2 separate regions of the Homo sapiens genome follow, and region 2 is linked to region 1. The links are chromatin loops, found by intact Hi-C in ENCODE. Cell type or tissue: PC-3. All regions are shown on one strand.

Region 1 (8,000 bases):
AGCTAGATAGGAGGAATTAAGTGGTAGTGTTCTATAGCACTATAGTATGACTATAGTTAACAACGATATATTATATATTTTCAAATACTTAGAGGATATTGAATAGTCCCAAAGAAATGAAAAATGTTGGAACATATGCTAATACCCTGATCTGATCACTATGCATTGTATGTATTGAAACATCCCTACGTACAATTATTATGTATCAATTTAAAAAATATCTAAAAATATATGTGTACCTAAGTGTATACACCTTATATATCCTTTGATTTCCTTATGAAACACAGCATAGTTTGAGATTTAAAATGAATAAAATGGTTCTTTATGCTCTGTAAAATTAGAAAATCCTTCAGCTTTTAGAAGCTCTCTGTTGGTTTATTAGTTGATCACAAATTAATATGTCCCTTTGGTTTAATCTGTATCATAAAACAAAAGTTGACTGTTCCCAAACATGTGCTTGGATAAGAGAAAGCTGTTAATAAATATCTATTGACTGAATGAAAGTATAAATGAATAAATATTTTTAGCCCTTAGAAATATGTGAAAAATACCTAGAAAATATTAGACATACCAAGGTCAATGCTAAATGTAAAATGTATTTCTAAGAAAACTCTAAGTATGCAACCATATGGATTGATTAAAACTAGTTACTTAAAACCTCTTATGACTGTATTTTTCTTGTTTTTGAAAAATAAATGCAGTTTGCACTCTCCTTGCTTAGAACTTACGTATTCTATTTCACAAAAGTGCATGCTTGTGTTATTAAATGTGTGTGTGTGTGTGTGTGTATATACATATACATATATCTTGATCCCTAATCTCAGTTAGCTCCAAAGGTGTTCTAAATATATAAATGTTATAGGTCACAGTGTGATCTCTTAACACTATATTTTTTGGTTGAGTGTGGTGGCTCATGCCTGTAATCCCAGCACTTTGGGCGGCTGAGGTGGAAGGATAATTGGAGCCCAGGATTTTGAGATCAGCCAGGGCAACATAGTGAGACCCTGTCTCTACTGAAAATACAAAAAAATTATCCAGGTGTTGTGGCACGTGCCTGTAGTCCCTGCTACTTGGGAGGCTGAGGTGGGAGGATCTCTTGAGCCTGGGAGGTCGAGACTACAGTAAGCCAGGATTGCGCCACTGCACTCCAGCCTGGGTGACAGAGTGAGAGACCCTTTTTCAAAAAAGCCTACGTTTTTCACCAACACATTTCAAAATTACTTTTAAAATTATTATTGTTTTTAAAGATAGGTATGTGCCAAAATTAGAACTTTGGGTCCAAGAGCATCTCCACATTCACATAAAGAAACTTAAGTTCAGTAACTTGCTCAGGCTATAAAGTAGAAGAGTTAGGATTTGAACCCAGGTCAGAGGGCTCCAAAGCCCTTTCACTTTCCATCAAAAACATTTGATATTTTGCCAAAAATATCATGACTGTTTGTCCATTGCCATTTCATATCCTTCAAACAGCTATAAAGTGTGGAGAAATGATAACTTCATAACTCACGCTACAGCTCGCAGACACACTTAATTAGCTTAGGGACAAACAGTTGTGACATTATGAGTGGGAGTTGCAAGGCTGAGTTGAATGTACTGATGGGGATGTTGGTTAAAAACAAAAAGCCATTCTATTCTACATCGTGGCAATCTTTGTACTTCAAAAGTAGTAGTATTCTGAGACGTTTACTGTGTATTATAGATTTGAATCACAATTCAGCAATACTAGAGAAGGAGAAATCTACTTTTTCTAAATTTTCTCTACAGTGAAATAAAATGCTTTTGGAATATTTACTTGAGGAATGGGTTATCTGAATGTTCTCACTGAAACTCATTACACCGTATAGTGAAAATCTAGTTACAGGTAGTTGAAGTGTAGGTATAGATAGTATGTGATTCATAATGACGCATGTATGCCATGATTTACCTCAGTCACTGGACAGTAAGAATGTGATTAAGGAAGTTTCCTCTGCAACATTTCAAGATAAGTTAGCTGTTTTGAGCCACACAAATATTAAACTATGCATTGTGGCCAAGTGCCTATAATGCCAAAAGCACCTGTTTCAAATTGTGAGTAATATCTTATGTGTTACACTATTGAAATCTCCTTGTTACAGAATATTAATACTACCTATTGAAAAGAGTAAGAAATAAGAGTTTCTCATTTCCACCCTTTTGGATTTATTTCATCAAATGATGTGTTGATGAATAATGCCCTTTCTGTAAGATGGATAACTCATGGAAAGAAAGCCATTTGGACATGGATACTCAAGATTTTAAAGAATTTAGGAGGTGGCAGTGTGAATATCAAATAAGGTGCCACTTGTAGAGAGAGTATCTCAGAAAAGGAGCAGAGAATCATACAATAGAAAAGTGAAAAGCTGTTTCCTGTGGTAGATAGACTCTAAATAATGATTTTAGAGACAGACATAATAAATTAATTTATTGGTTCATTGAAGAAACATCCTGAGTTCCTATGACATGCTAGGCATTGTGCTGGTGGGGGCGAGGGTTGGGTGAGTAGTGGCGTATGGAGATGAAAAGATGCATCAGACATGGTCCTTGTCTTCATAGAACTTTCCACAGGGTAAAACTGGAAAAACCCTGCTGGGACAGAGTGGGCATCTATTCCGGCTTAGGCAAGCATATCTTATCCTATTGATATCTGTACAATATTATCCTTAAACTAGAAATACAATAATATGTTTTATTCTGACAATGAGGAATAATTTTCCATATTAAGGAATAGGTTAATCTCTAAATAGTATGCTATTTATTTTATCTTACTTTTTCCTCTGTGTTTTTAAATATTTAACAATTTAGGTAGCATCCTAGCAGGGCATCACTAGAGAAATAAAATGAAGCATTTTTAAGTAAATATATTTTACAGATCATTTGGAATTGTTTCAAAAACTTCATTAACTTTTAATGAACCAAAAATATAGTTCATTGGAATTAAATGTTCCATGTGAAGATATTTATTTCGGAAACTACATGACTAAACCAATGGTAAGTTGAAGTTAAAAAAGTGACCCCAAGAGAGGGACAATGTCATATTATTATTGTTATAACCCATATATGTTTAATAATGACCATGCAGGATGGTGCATATAGCAAATAACTAGGTAAAGTTTCTAGGAATTTTTATTCTATTTCTCTTCTTTCAATTCTAATGTATGGGCCAACTCATCATTTTAATACAGAGCTTTGAGAGAAAATGCATAAATGTAATTTTCTGTATGATCACTAGATGGCGCCATGCTTCCCTTAGAATGAAGCTGCTCAGGAATTTGCAAGTGCAGTTCTGAGTATTTCACATAGAAACCTGGAAGATGAGACAATTGTATTTCCCATAAGGTTTTGATTCACTAATATCATCAAAACAACAATTAGCACGTGTTACTTTGCATTCAAAAAGGGAGTAACGATTGGGTTTGTAAACAGTATATTGAAATAATCATTACTGAGGACAAAAGTGAAGCATGCCTCTAAGAGGTAATTCGGAAGGTCTCTTTTGCTTTCCAAAAACATACTAGTAACAAGGAAACATCTTATACTTGCTTGGAAAACTGGGTCCTAGTCAATGAGCTATGTCTTAAGGAATGGAAATACTGGCAAATGTGGTAAAGTTTACATAGCCATTTTCTGCAAACCAAGAAGATAAATTGCATTCTGCCTAGTCTTAGGCAAACAGTTGGGCCATTTACTGTTCCATCAAAAAAAGGATTGTCAGATCCCCAAAAGCACAAGGATGCATATAGAGTGTCCATTTAAACTTCCTGATCAAAGATATACACTCGTGAAGGTGGAGTGGAAGACTTCTTTATAGGAGTATGATTCATGTTTATAAAATTGGAGACACTTAGAAAGTTGAGTTAAAAGTGACTCAAAGGATATCTTTTCATTGCCCTTTTTATAGATGGAAAAACATGGATGTAGCTGTTTCATACAGCTAAGACACTAGTGCATCAAAACACAATACATTTGTGAGACATCTTGTTATGATTTCAAAGCAGTTTGTCAATAAATGTGTATGTTCAATGGTTACAGTTTGGGATGGTAAGACATCATCAGCTCAGAATAGTAACATCCTTCCCTTTATCTTTTTTATAGAACTTTAAACCTGGATGCAATTTTAAGATCATATGCATCATTTTTTCTATATGGTGATTACATTCTAGATAAATTAATTTGTGATACACTCTGGACTTTTTGTATTACATCAAGTTGAAGTTTCCTTTTGTGGACTTAGAAACAAAAAATTTGCAGTAATAAAAATGAAAAGAGATTATGCAAAAATAATTACTAATGACCATGTTTCTTAGGTGATGAATTTAATTGAGTGTTGGTATTTTAAGAATACGTGCATCAAGCAAATTATAATGTAACCAAATATCCAGAGATTTGAGGAGGAATATCAGGTTATTATCACATTTCAGAGCTGAATTTTTCTTCTTTGGTTCATTGACTGCATTGAATCTTTGTTTTGTGGGTGATATAAACTTTTTCATTTCATTCCTTGCTCTAGGAGTGACTCTGGGGAATCATTAGGTACATGCTTGTTGGTTTTCCATAATAATTATCTCTGAGCCCTAATGGTTTCTGGATTTGGCCTCTCTTCACTTTCTCCAACTTTAGGCAGGAGTTCAGAATGGCCTTCAGTTGCAAAGAGAAGTATAAATCCAACTTACCATCTAGTCTCTTTCTGTGTGGTCTTGGCAAATTTTTTAATCCTGGCTAGGCATGCTGTTACTGGCAGAAATGAGGTTCTGCCTCAACTTTAGCTCCAGCCCTGCCGTTAGCCTGAAGACTTTCCAAGATTTAGGGAGGGTCCATGAATATCTCATCTTCAAGAGTGTGCTATAGAGTTATCGAGCAACTCAGATCTTTTAAAAATCTTGAGTTTAGGAATCATACATTTAAATGTCAGTTCTCCTAGAAAATGAAGATTTTAATCCTTTAGAAAAAAATCTAGGGACAAGGAATTCTAGCATTTCCTAAAGATTCCATCATAAGTAGTGCTTTTAATGTAAAGGGTTTCTTTGAAAAAAATTATTTCTTTACTTTTTTTTTTTTTTTCCTTGAGACAGGGTCTCCCTTTGTCACCCAGGCTGGAGTGGAGTGGTATGATCATGGCTCCTGCAGCCTCTACTTGCTGGGCTCCAGTGATCCTCCCACCTCAGCCTCTCAAATAGCTGGGACTACGGGCTCACACCACCACACCTGTCTCATTTTTGTATTTTTTGTAGAGAAGGGGTTTGGACATGTTACCCAGGCTGGTCTTGAATTCTTGGGCTCAAGTAGTCCTTCTGCCTCCATCTCCCGAAGTGTTGGGATTACAGGTGTGAGTCGTCATGCCTGGCTGTAAAATTGTATTATATTTCTAATATGAAGAAATACTTGGTTTCTCTTTACTGTTTAGAAAGATAATTATCATGATTGTTTTCTTTATTAACTCCTATATGATACTTTGTATTTTTATCCCCTGCTACTCACCCCAAGCTTATTTTTATAATTAGAAAGGAATCAAGCTAGCCAAACAGGAGTTATCCTTCCTTAAGGTAGAGAAGTTACTATTTTTTTTCAAATGGCGATCTGCCTGCCTGAGTTGCTATTTGGATCTCTGATGATTTCTTCCTTTGATCCCCTAACTCAAAGCAGGCAATCAAGGCTATGCTGTTAGTTGTAACCAGATGGAAACCTGATCTCCATTTATACTTTGCCTCTTGTATTGATAACAGGACATGAACCAGGATAGATACACTAACAGTATTTGACTCTGCTGCAGTTGCCAGGCTAAATAACCAGAACTCATATCTCATTCTACTCTACCTATGGAAACACTCTGTATAATGAAAATGTGTGTTGAAAGTGTGTGGGTATATGTTGTGTGTATATGCATTAAAATTCTCATTAGCATGGGCTGGTTGTAATAGTGCATACCTGTTATCCCAACTACTTGGGATGCTGAGGCAGGAGGATCATTTGAACCCAGAGTTCAAGGCCAGCCTGGGTAACACAGCAAGACCGCCATCTATTTAAAAAAAAAAAGTAAAAACTCTCATGAGAATAATAATTAAAGTAGCTATGTTGATCATTGCAGTAATTAAACCAAAATATTAATACTCATACCTGATATAGTTTTTTCCACTTTATTATAATTACATTTCTCTCAAAAAATTTAAGAATTAGTATATGTTTAACATATACAGGTTGAATATCTCTTATTGTAAATGCCTGGGACCAGAAGTGTTTCAACCTTTGAATTTTTTTTTTGGATTTTGGAATACATGCATACACATAGTGAGATATCTTGGGGATAAGACCTTCATCTAAACACAAAATTTATTTATGTTTCGTATATACCTTATAAACATAGGCTGAAAATAATTGTATACAATATTTTAAAATGCTTTCGTACGTGAAACAAAGTTTTGGCTGTGTTTTGACTATGACTTGTCACATGAGGTCAGGTGTGGAATTTTCCACCTGTGACATCATGTCAGCACTCAAAAAGTTTTGGATTGTGGAACATTTTGCATTTTGGATTTTCAGATTAATGATGCTTAACCTACCTTGTGAAATAATGGAGTCCTTTATTAATAACAAAACAATAATAGATGATACTTACAGAGTACTTGTGTGTCAGGCTCTACTCTAAACATTTTATATGTATTAAACCAATTAATCTTCACAAAAACTCTGAATTAGATATATTATTATTATTTCCATATTTTAGAGGAGAAAACTGAGAAACAAGTAATCTAGTCTGTACTCTACCATAATGCTATGTTACATTCTATCAACACTCCCACTGCCTCTTCTGAATTCATTGATAGTGGTGTGGTGGCATAGAGTCCACAGAGTGGAGCATTAATTAATTTTGCATAATGTGAAAGTAAAACTTAAGAAAATTTTAAGGAATAGACAGTGTGCAGTGTTATGGAATCATAACTATACAATTAAGGGGTTAAATGAAATCATGCCCAAAATGCTGTGTTTTAAATGGTGGCACTGACTGATAAAATGTAGATTTGAGTTATTTATTGTTTCTACATTCTCAAGTGAAAAAGGAAGAAAGTAGGAATAAAATTCTGGACTATTGGGGGGGGTGTCTTTAGTCTTGCAAAAAGTAAAAAATAGAAATAGAAGAAAGTTTTTATGGTTCATATTGTAACATCAAAATATGGAATGAAAACTGTGGTCTCCCATGAAGTATTTCAGGTGCTGGAAGGAAATCTCCTAGACTAGGACTCTCAGCAAGTCCATGGTTCCTATTATGTCCAGCATGCCATAGAAAAACTCCAGAATTAGTTAAATTTTAATAATTTAATGGAGAAAACTAATTTTTCAAGGGGCAGCTAGTTAACTTCAGCATGAGTCAAAAAGCACTTCATCTGTCAATATTTATGTAAATATTTATTTTGAATTATACATTTATTTAGAGTATTTATTTACATTAGAATAGAGGGAACTAAGGCCGGGCACGGTGACTCATGCCTGTAATCCCAGCATTTTGGGAGGCCGAGGCGGACAGATAACCTGAGGTCGGGAGTTTGAGACCAGCATGACCAACATGGAGAACCATGTATCTACCAAAAATACAAAATTAGCCGGGTGTGGTGGCAGATGCCTGTAATCCCAGCTACTTTTGGGAGGCTGAGGCAGGAGAATTGCTTGAACCTGGGAGGTGGAGGTTGTGGTGAGCAGAGGTTGCAGTGAGCCAAGATCGTGCCATTGCACTCCAGCCTGAGCAACAAGAGCGAAACTCCATCTCAAAAATAAAGAATAAAGGGAACTAGCCATCTGATCATATTACAACCAAAGCCTTTTATTTTCTTCATAACCTAACTGAATGTGTCAAACAGTTTGTGATTCTGTCCTCCAAATATGCATGTATATTCCAAAAGAATCTGTGACCCTCAGTAGGCCTGTTTTTAAGTCAGTGAACTAATTCTTTCTTTCTTTCTTCTTCTTCTTCTTCTTCTTCTTCTTCTTCTTCT
Region 2 (8,000 bases), 52 kb before region 1:
AATTAGGAAATCTACAGCCATTTATTTTAAATCTTGCTCTACCAAAATTGGATTGAGAGACAAATTAAACACAAATCATTAGTTACATTTTATAACTATAGAGGATGTGCAGAAAACAAATATTCAAACCCAATTTTATGTACTATATTGTGCCATATAGTCACAGGAAATCTGTTTTCCTTCTAAATTATTAATAATTTAAAATCATGAATAATTGTTTATGTAAGACAGCTGGCCAGGCTATTAAGGGAGTACAGCTACACAGTAACACCAAGAGTGAGGTGTCCATCTGAGCTACCACATGGAGAAAGAGCAGCTGGCTTTGCCCCACCATATTCAGTTGAAAGCTGCTTATTACTGAGCATTTGAATAACTTGAAAGGAGAGAAAAGGAAAGAACAACGTCAGGGTAGAATGTTTACTTGTTTGAGCCTCCCAGGAGAAATGCCATACAAAGATTTGACTTGATTTTTAAATCAAACCAAAGATCTTTCAGATTACATTGGAGGGCTGAATTGAAAGTTAACATTGTATAAGTTGTATTATTTTTATGTTCTTTTGTATTATACTATGTTCCCTTTTATATTATGTTCATATTACCATGAACTTTAGAGTCGGGATAGATCAGAGCTCAAGTCTTAATGTCATCTCTTCCAAACTGTGTGACCTGGGAAAGACATTTAACGTGTCTAAGCCTCAATTTCCTCATCTATCAAATGGGGATAATATGTTTACTGACTACAAATTAAGTAAAATAAGACCTACAAAACTGGGTGCTACTGTATGATAACACAACAGTTACTACAGATGCTATTATTATTAGGTCACGTGTGTGAAGAGAAAGTAAAAAGAAGACAAGATGCAAAGATAAAGAAGGCAAAATGCAAAGATCCTATTTCAATGAAGCCAATAGTAGTCTTTCAAGTTGCTGTTCCTTCTTATTTCTCTTCCTTCCAATAATAATAATTCCTATTGTCTACCAAGTATTGAGAGCCTGTCATAGGTCAGACACATGGCATGCATTGAGAGAAAGAGAATTCAAATTATTCTCTTGAACTTTTGAGCAACTCTATCAATGGGTCTTATTTGGTTCCATGTTACTGCTGAGTAAAAGAACATGCTCACAGAGGGTAAGAAACCTGCCCACCAGCACCTTACCAGTAGACATTAGAGTCAGGACTTTAAACAGGCTTTTGGACTCCAGAAACCATGCTCTGCCTACTCAAATTTAGTAGCTGTTCTGAGGATCTCATTCTCACTTATTTCCCCTTTTTTATTTGTTTGTTTATGTTCTAACCACTGATTTGAAACAAATTCTCAGACCAGAAATTTTTACTCCTGTGGAAAGAGTAATTGGATGTTCTCATTACAATATTTTTTTCTTCATGAATGTAATCAAACATCAGCTGGAAGCTTGCTTTTAATGCGTGGATAAACCAGCCCACACATTTTATTTTCCCTGAGGCGTATTGCTGGGAAAATCTATTTCTGATTTTAAGAAATCAACATATGCTGAACCAACTGTCTATTTTCATTTAAATTGACAGGAGCTGAGACTCAAAAATTATGTTGTATTTTCCACTTCTAACATTGTTGATAGAAAAGTTGAGGTAAACACTTTATTCTGCCTTAGATGCCTGCTAAATTAGTCTCTCTAAGTAAAAATGTCAGGAGGCTATTGTTGGATTAATTTAGGTGGAGTTGATACAGTTTTAGGGAAGAACCGTTCTACAGTATGAGAACAACTTTTAATATTATGTTAGTTATAATCTGGAGCATTTATCATACCTTATTATATATCGTATGTTTTGACTTTCTCCTCTATTGGGCTGTGGGCTCAATTAAGATAAGAATGTATCTCCCTTATCTTTGTATATCGGTGCTTAGTGCATTGCCTGGCACATAGCAGGCGCTCAACTCTGTTGAATTAAATGATCAATGAGTTAAACTAGATGGCTATATAGTTGATCTTCTATATAGTTGATCTTCTATATTCAAAATATAGTTTACATATATGTATGCAAGTGTATATGTGTGTTTATGAATAAGAAGAACTATATCTTCATACTGTTGAAAAGTTATATTGTTTCTCATACAGATTTTATTCCTTTAGCTAAAGTTGTATCAATATTAAATTTATAACTAAAACGATATTACGTTGGCACATGAGGGTTTTAGTCAGCTCCAGCTGCTACAACAAAATACTATAATCTGGATAACTTACACAACAACAGATTAATTTTCTCACAATTCTGGAGGCTGAAAGTTCTGAAATTAGGGTGCCAGCATGTTTAGGTTCTATTGGGGGCCCTCTTCCTGGCTTGCAGTCAGTGCCTTCTGACATGGTGGAGAAAGAGCAAGCTCTCTGGTGTCTTTTCTTATAAGAGCACCAATCCCATCATTGCAGGCCCCACCCTCATGATCTCATCACCTCCCAAAAGACCCATCTCCGAATACTATTACATAAAGGGTTAGGGCTTCCACAAGTGAATTTTGAAGGGGACATAATTCAGTGCATAGCAATGAGTATCTTGTAGGCTTATGACCATATAATTTGAAGCTATGATTTATGTAGAAGTTGGACAAAAATGTTTCACATAATTAGTTATGTTCACATGATCTAATGCCTGAAACTCATTTTTAAATATGCCTGAAACTCATTTGTTAAAATTATAGTGTTGGGAAAAGAAGCATTTAATATTTGTTAGCATTGAACTTAAAAAAAATTAAACACATTGACTTTAGAGAAATGTATATGTTGAAGAGTAGGTGTGGATGAAATGAAAGAAGAGAGCTAACCCTTCTCAGTGCCAGACACAGTGGTGTGGGCATTAATAATTCAACCCTCATAGCAGTCCTTAGGGTGGTCTTAACCATTTCATGGGGAAATTGAGACTCAGAAGTTTACTAATTTGGCCAAAGTCACATAATTGTTTAGAGACTGATTCAAATCAATGTCTTCTTTATTCCAATCAATCTTTTAGGGACCTTATCTGTTATTTATATGAAAAAAAACAACTAACTTTAATGTTTATGGAGTTTGTTTAATTAAATAAAGCCCTTAGGATTTCAAATTGTTTCCTAAGTCCAAGAGATCCCAATGAGAAGGAACACAAAGTAATTTTTAATGATTTAAAGTAAATGCTTTAGACTGAAATGGTAGCTTCTTTTTAAATAACATTTCAAATTAGGTTTACTATTAACATTTACAAAGAACCAGGGCTATAAATCAACTTTATATGCAGTGCATTCCATTGATCTTAATAGTTGTATTTGCAAGCTGAGTAGAAGAGATTTACAGTTCTCTCTCAAGGGATAGATCTCCTTTTTTGGGCAATGAATATACTCCTTCAGAAAGTCCTCTTGCTCTTTTACGTACTCTTTTTTGCTTGGTATTTCAAAGGCTTTTTGTTATACTTTAAAAATATTCAACAAAAAGTCACTGAATATCTACAATGTGTTTATATCTTGGGTGTAATGCCTAGGTTAATAAGATGCATAGAAATATGGACCCAGTGCTACAGGCCCAGCAGTGAGCAAAACTCAGGGAAACAAGTGACACTAAACAGTGTGGAGAATGCAAAGGCTAAAGGCTATATGAGTCCTGGCATGAGCACGGAGGTATGGGCTGAGCAGCGCTGCCTGAGGAGGTGATGTACAAGTGGGTATTTATCCCCCCCGGGCAAACCAGAAGGAAAGGTAAAGCCAAGGAACAAAGTAGACAATGGAGATGGTGGGGAATGGAGGGAGAAGAGGAAAGAATCTTGGAGAGATAGTCAGTCTTAAGGTCCAATTAAACTATTTCATGGCAGCCATTATTATCCTGAATTTTATGGATGAAGAAGTGAGGTTCAAAAATATTACATAACTTGCCCTGTGTGACAAAATAAATGAAAAGCAGAGCCAGGTTCAATGAAAGTATGTTTGACTTAGGTTTTAAAATTCTAGTCATAAATGGCAATTTAATGTTGTTATATATTTGTATTGGGCTTCAGCAAAAACAAAAATAAAACCTCAAGTACACAAAAGCTCTAGTAATAGAGCCATGTTTGTGCAGTTATTTCCAGCAATCCTTGGAACCTCCAAAATTCTCCTCAGCCTGACATTATATGCCCTATGTGTCATTTCATTATGTCACCACCTGGTGGTGCACTCACACCCACTTTGGGAGAAAGGGGGTTAGAGAAGGGAGGACATCTGTGGACAAGCCAATAAAAGCATTTACTGGCATCGTGACTTCATAATTTACACTTTTATTTATGCATAATTAAGTATAAATAAACAAAAACATGTATTTTCTAACTGCTACCTGTTCTGTTTCCAGTCTTGCTTGAAAATCATCTTTCTCAAAAAACTACCTATCATGTGCTATGCCCATTACCTGGGTGACAAAATGATCTGTACACCCCTACAAAATGCAACTTAGTCATGTAATAAAGCTGCTTATGTTCCCTCTAAACCTAAAATAAAGGTTGGAAAGGAAAAAATAAATAAGATAAAAATTATCTTTCTCTATCAGAGTAATTTGACATCTTGAGGAAGTGATCCTGGGACTTCATATTCTTTAGGATTCAGGTGTCCAGATAATCCCAGAAGTAGCCAGCAATTTGGCCATTTGGGGTGTAGAAACCTTCATACCTAGGTTATTGTAATACCTCAGGCTATTCTCTCCAGGTTTCCAGTGATTAATTAGCTGTGAACCTCAACCAACACCTGACTCTAGAAGAGTCTTCAAATAGGTCCTAGAAGGACCAAGTAAAATCACCATCCCTCAATCCCTCAATTTTTCCTTTTTCCAAGTCAAGAATAAAAGAAGTCTGGGAAACATTGCCAGGTCAGCTTCTTTTTAAGCTCATGATTTTCTGCTACCTGAGGGAAGGAGAGAAGGAAAAAGAAAAGAAAAGAAAACCTCAATGAATGCTCCATAACCTGGATTTTAATCTCTCTTTCCCTTTTTGGGATAAAATTGTTTAATGTAATTAACTACAAGGAGAAAAGTTAACCAGTGGCTTCTGCTTTTGCTGAAAGCACTTTTTCAAACCCAGCTGTCATGTCAAATGCATTCAATATTAGTTTGGACAACTCCTTACGTGGGTCTCAGAATGCATCTCTAAAGAAAGTGTTTAAATATTTTTTAATGTGAAAACCCATATGGGTATTTTGGTGATAGGATTTCTTCTATGATTCAGGAATAAAGTATAATGCCCAAATAGGCCCTTGCCATTCCTATCAGGGACATTGCATCCATAATCCATTTTCCATATCCGTTTGTATGTAAATGAAAAGTCTCACACATCACAACTTCTGTTTTTCTCATTGTAGGATCGCCTCATCTGTATTTATCCACATTAGTAAAAATTATCCAAATCCCAGAAATATAACAATAGTCCGTATTTCTTGAGCATTTACTCTGTTCTAGGCTCTGTGTTAAATGCTTTGCATGTAATGTCTCATTTAGTTTTACCACATTCTATGAGGTATTTACTCTCCTTTTCTTATATGGGTAAGAAAACATGTTGAGTTATTCAGGTAATTTGCCTATATTCACATACTGGTCATGAGAAAACTAGAGGACCCAGGAGATTGAAGCCCATATTTCATCATTTGACTGTCCTAGGAAACGCCTTGTATACTTGTTTTTTTAAGGTATTCTGTCACCCAAGAACATTGAAGGTATATGCAGATTCTCTTTTCCTGTTCTATTCCACTAGACCTGAATATGAGGGATGAAAATTGCTTTGGTTTTGATGTGACTTCAGTACCTTCTGTATTTGACACAGAGGTGAGTCACATCCTGATCAGTGTTGAAAGCATTTAGTAAGATTATTAGTTTATAAAGAAGGCTGAACCATGACTATATAATAATGAAGCAATTGTAAAAAAATCAGAAAGCATTCACATTCATTCCTTGAATTTCCAAAAGCATTCAACAACAGAAAAAGGGCAAACACGTTTATTCCATGTATATATACTGAATTCCTACTATGCACCTTCAACAATAAAGGCTTTTGGTATATAGGAGTATACTGAGCCCAGTTAGATTCAAGTGAAATTCCTAGTAATGTCCTGGTATACAAGGAGCTTAAATGTTCAACATATAACATTGTTTCTTATGATAGGTTTCACCTATAAGCCCTCTAAACTGTTTGTAACTCTATAAGAAATAATTAATAAACCCCAACAAGGTCTATTTAATGTCTTGAGACAGATCATTCTACTCACTTTAGATTTCTTATAGATAATAACCAGCACCTAAAACAATTTTTAAAGACATAGGAAATCCAGAATAAATATAACTATCATAGGAACATGGAAAGAATTAAAGAAATGGCAGAAGTTGGGAAAAAAACTACTGGAGGAAAAGGGTGAAAATGTGTGACAATGAAGATTTGCAAAGGTTCTAGAATACTTTAAATTAAGTTAGAATAAACTTTTAGTTGCACTGTGCTTTGACTTTTTATTCAGCCTAAATTGTCCTTTTAAATTCAGGTTGTTCATCTCCAAGGATGAATGTAATTTAACTGAATCTTGTATTAGAGACTTGCACATTTCTCACTCATTAATATGATCAAAAGCATCTTATTTATGTCAAAAGACGAGAAACGAAGGCCATTTTTGGCATTGTCCTAAAGTTGTGCTTTCTTGCCTTATTAGCATTTCATTTCAAGCAATAGATTGAACAGAAATGCTTGTGATTGAATGAAGATTAATTATAGGGTATGGGAATATTCAAACCTTTTTAATTGTTCTGAGTAGTGTCTTCTGCTGTTTTGTTATCCAAAAGGGAGTAAGTATTTGGGGAACAAAGATTGTGACACATCTGGTAATATTCAAGATGCACACCCCCTCACTAGACTGTCAAAAGGCTGGGCTTGTCACAGATGTCGAGGCTGTGATGTATTGTCACTCTTGCTGCACCCATGGATGCGCCTCTCCTGATATGCGACTCCCATTGGGAATGTGAAGACACAGAGGAGATTTTTAATCAAGAGCATAGGTAGGAGTCAATGATGCATAGCTGGCAGATGCAGATTTCAGCCTGGGAATATTTAGAATAATTTGGATTGCTTTATAGTTTATAGTAGCATCTTTTATGCAGGACTCTGACCTAATTATTTCAAAAATTATTGCTACTGATTATAATCTCATTGTTGCTTTCTTTTATCTATTCATTGTTTAAACAGCATTTTTAGGGGGCAGGGTAGGGAGAAGCAGTGTAGCTTGGTAATAAAGGGCATATGATCTGGACCCAGCCTACCTTGGAAAATGATTAAGCCCCAATTTTCCTATATGTAAAATGGAGACAATACTAGCATCTACCTCACAATATTGTTGATTGAATGAAATGAGATAATATAAGTAAATTACTTCCAGTAGTCCCTAGCACATAAGCACTCATTAAATGTTAGCTTTTAAAATTGTATTCCAGATTAACATGCCTAAAAACTAGGGCTACGTACTGAGAATTCATAGAACCAATTTTACTTTGTGTCTGTGTTCTTATGCCTGCATCAGGCATTACGAAGAATACAGAGAGACAAACTTTCTATTCCTCAGGGTTGACAATAGAAGAGAAATAATAATACACAGGAAATAAGTAAAAGTATAATTCAAACTCCAAGTTTAATGATGTATAAAATGAAGAGGTCAGTTTGGGCTATAACAATCAGATAAGATTCACTAGGTGCTAAACTCGATCTAAACTGAGAAAAATAGACAAGACTTATAAATATTAGTTTAAAACATAAATCTGAAAGTGTTACTCCCCTATATTTTAGTAAGACTTCTCTGTGGCCCTTGCTCCTATAACAGTTTCTTTAAGGTTAAAACTGCTGGGTTTCTGAGCTCTTCTCCATCCTACTAAATGAGAACCTCTAATACAAGAGGACAGTGCTTGGAAATCTACATTTGTATAGAACCCAAGTGATTCTTATCAAGCAAATAATGGAAATTCTATCTTAGAGAAGTCTAAACATACTAAGGCCCTTGTTTAGACTCTAT

The links. A loop is a pair of places that touch in the nucleus more often than their neighbours do. Peaks named below come from ENCODE experiments on the same cell type or tissue, not always from the same donor. Only the 100,000 strongest peaks of a DNase experiment are listed, where the experiment ranks them.
Region 2: a loop joins it to region 1, with 3.0 times the contacts of the local background. A loop is called at or near these places in 8 of 110 quality-filtered maps.

The regions. Positions count from the first base shown.
Region 1 is chr5:59,668,887-59,676,886 of GRCh38, reverse strand. The region is part of intron 1 of PDE4D (phosphodiesterase 4D); the gene reads left to right. Among named protein-coding and RNA genes, the nearest start is that of MIR582, 31 kb to the left of the region's middle. In PC-3, a CTCF peak has its summit at 3,247 (motif pointing right); a DNase peak (open chromatin) is centred at 1,956; H3K27ac peaks cover 1,636 bases.
Region 2 is chr5:59,720,840-59,728,839 of GRCh38, reverse strand. All of the region lies in intron 1 of PDE4D (phosphodiesterase 4D), which reads left to right. Among named protein-coding and RNA genes, the nearest start is that of MIR582, 21 kb to the right of the region's middle. In PC-3, CTCF peaks have their summits at 4,028 and 4,158 (motif pointing left); a DNase peak (open chromatin) is centred at 5,769; H3K27ac peaks cover 1,574 bases.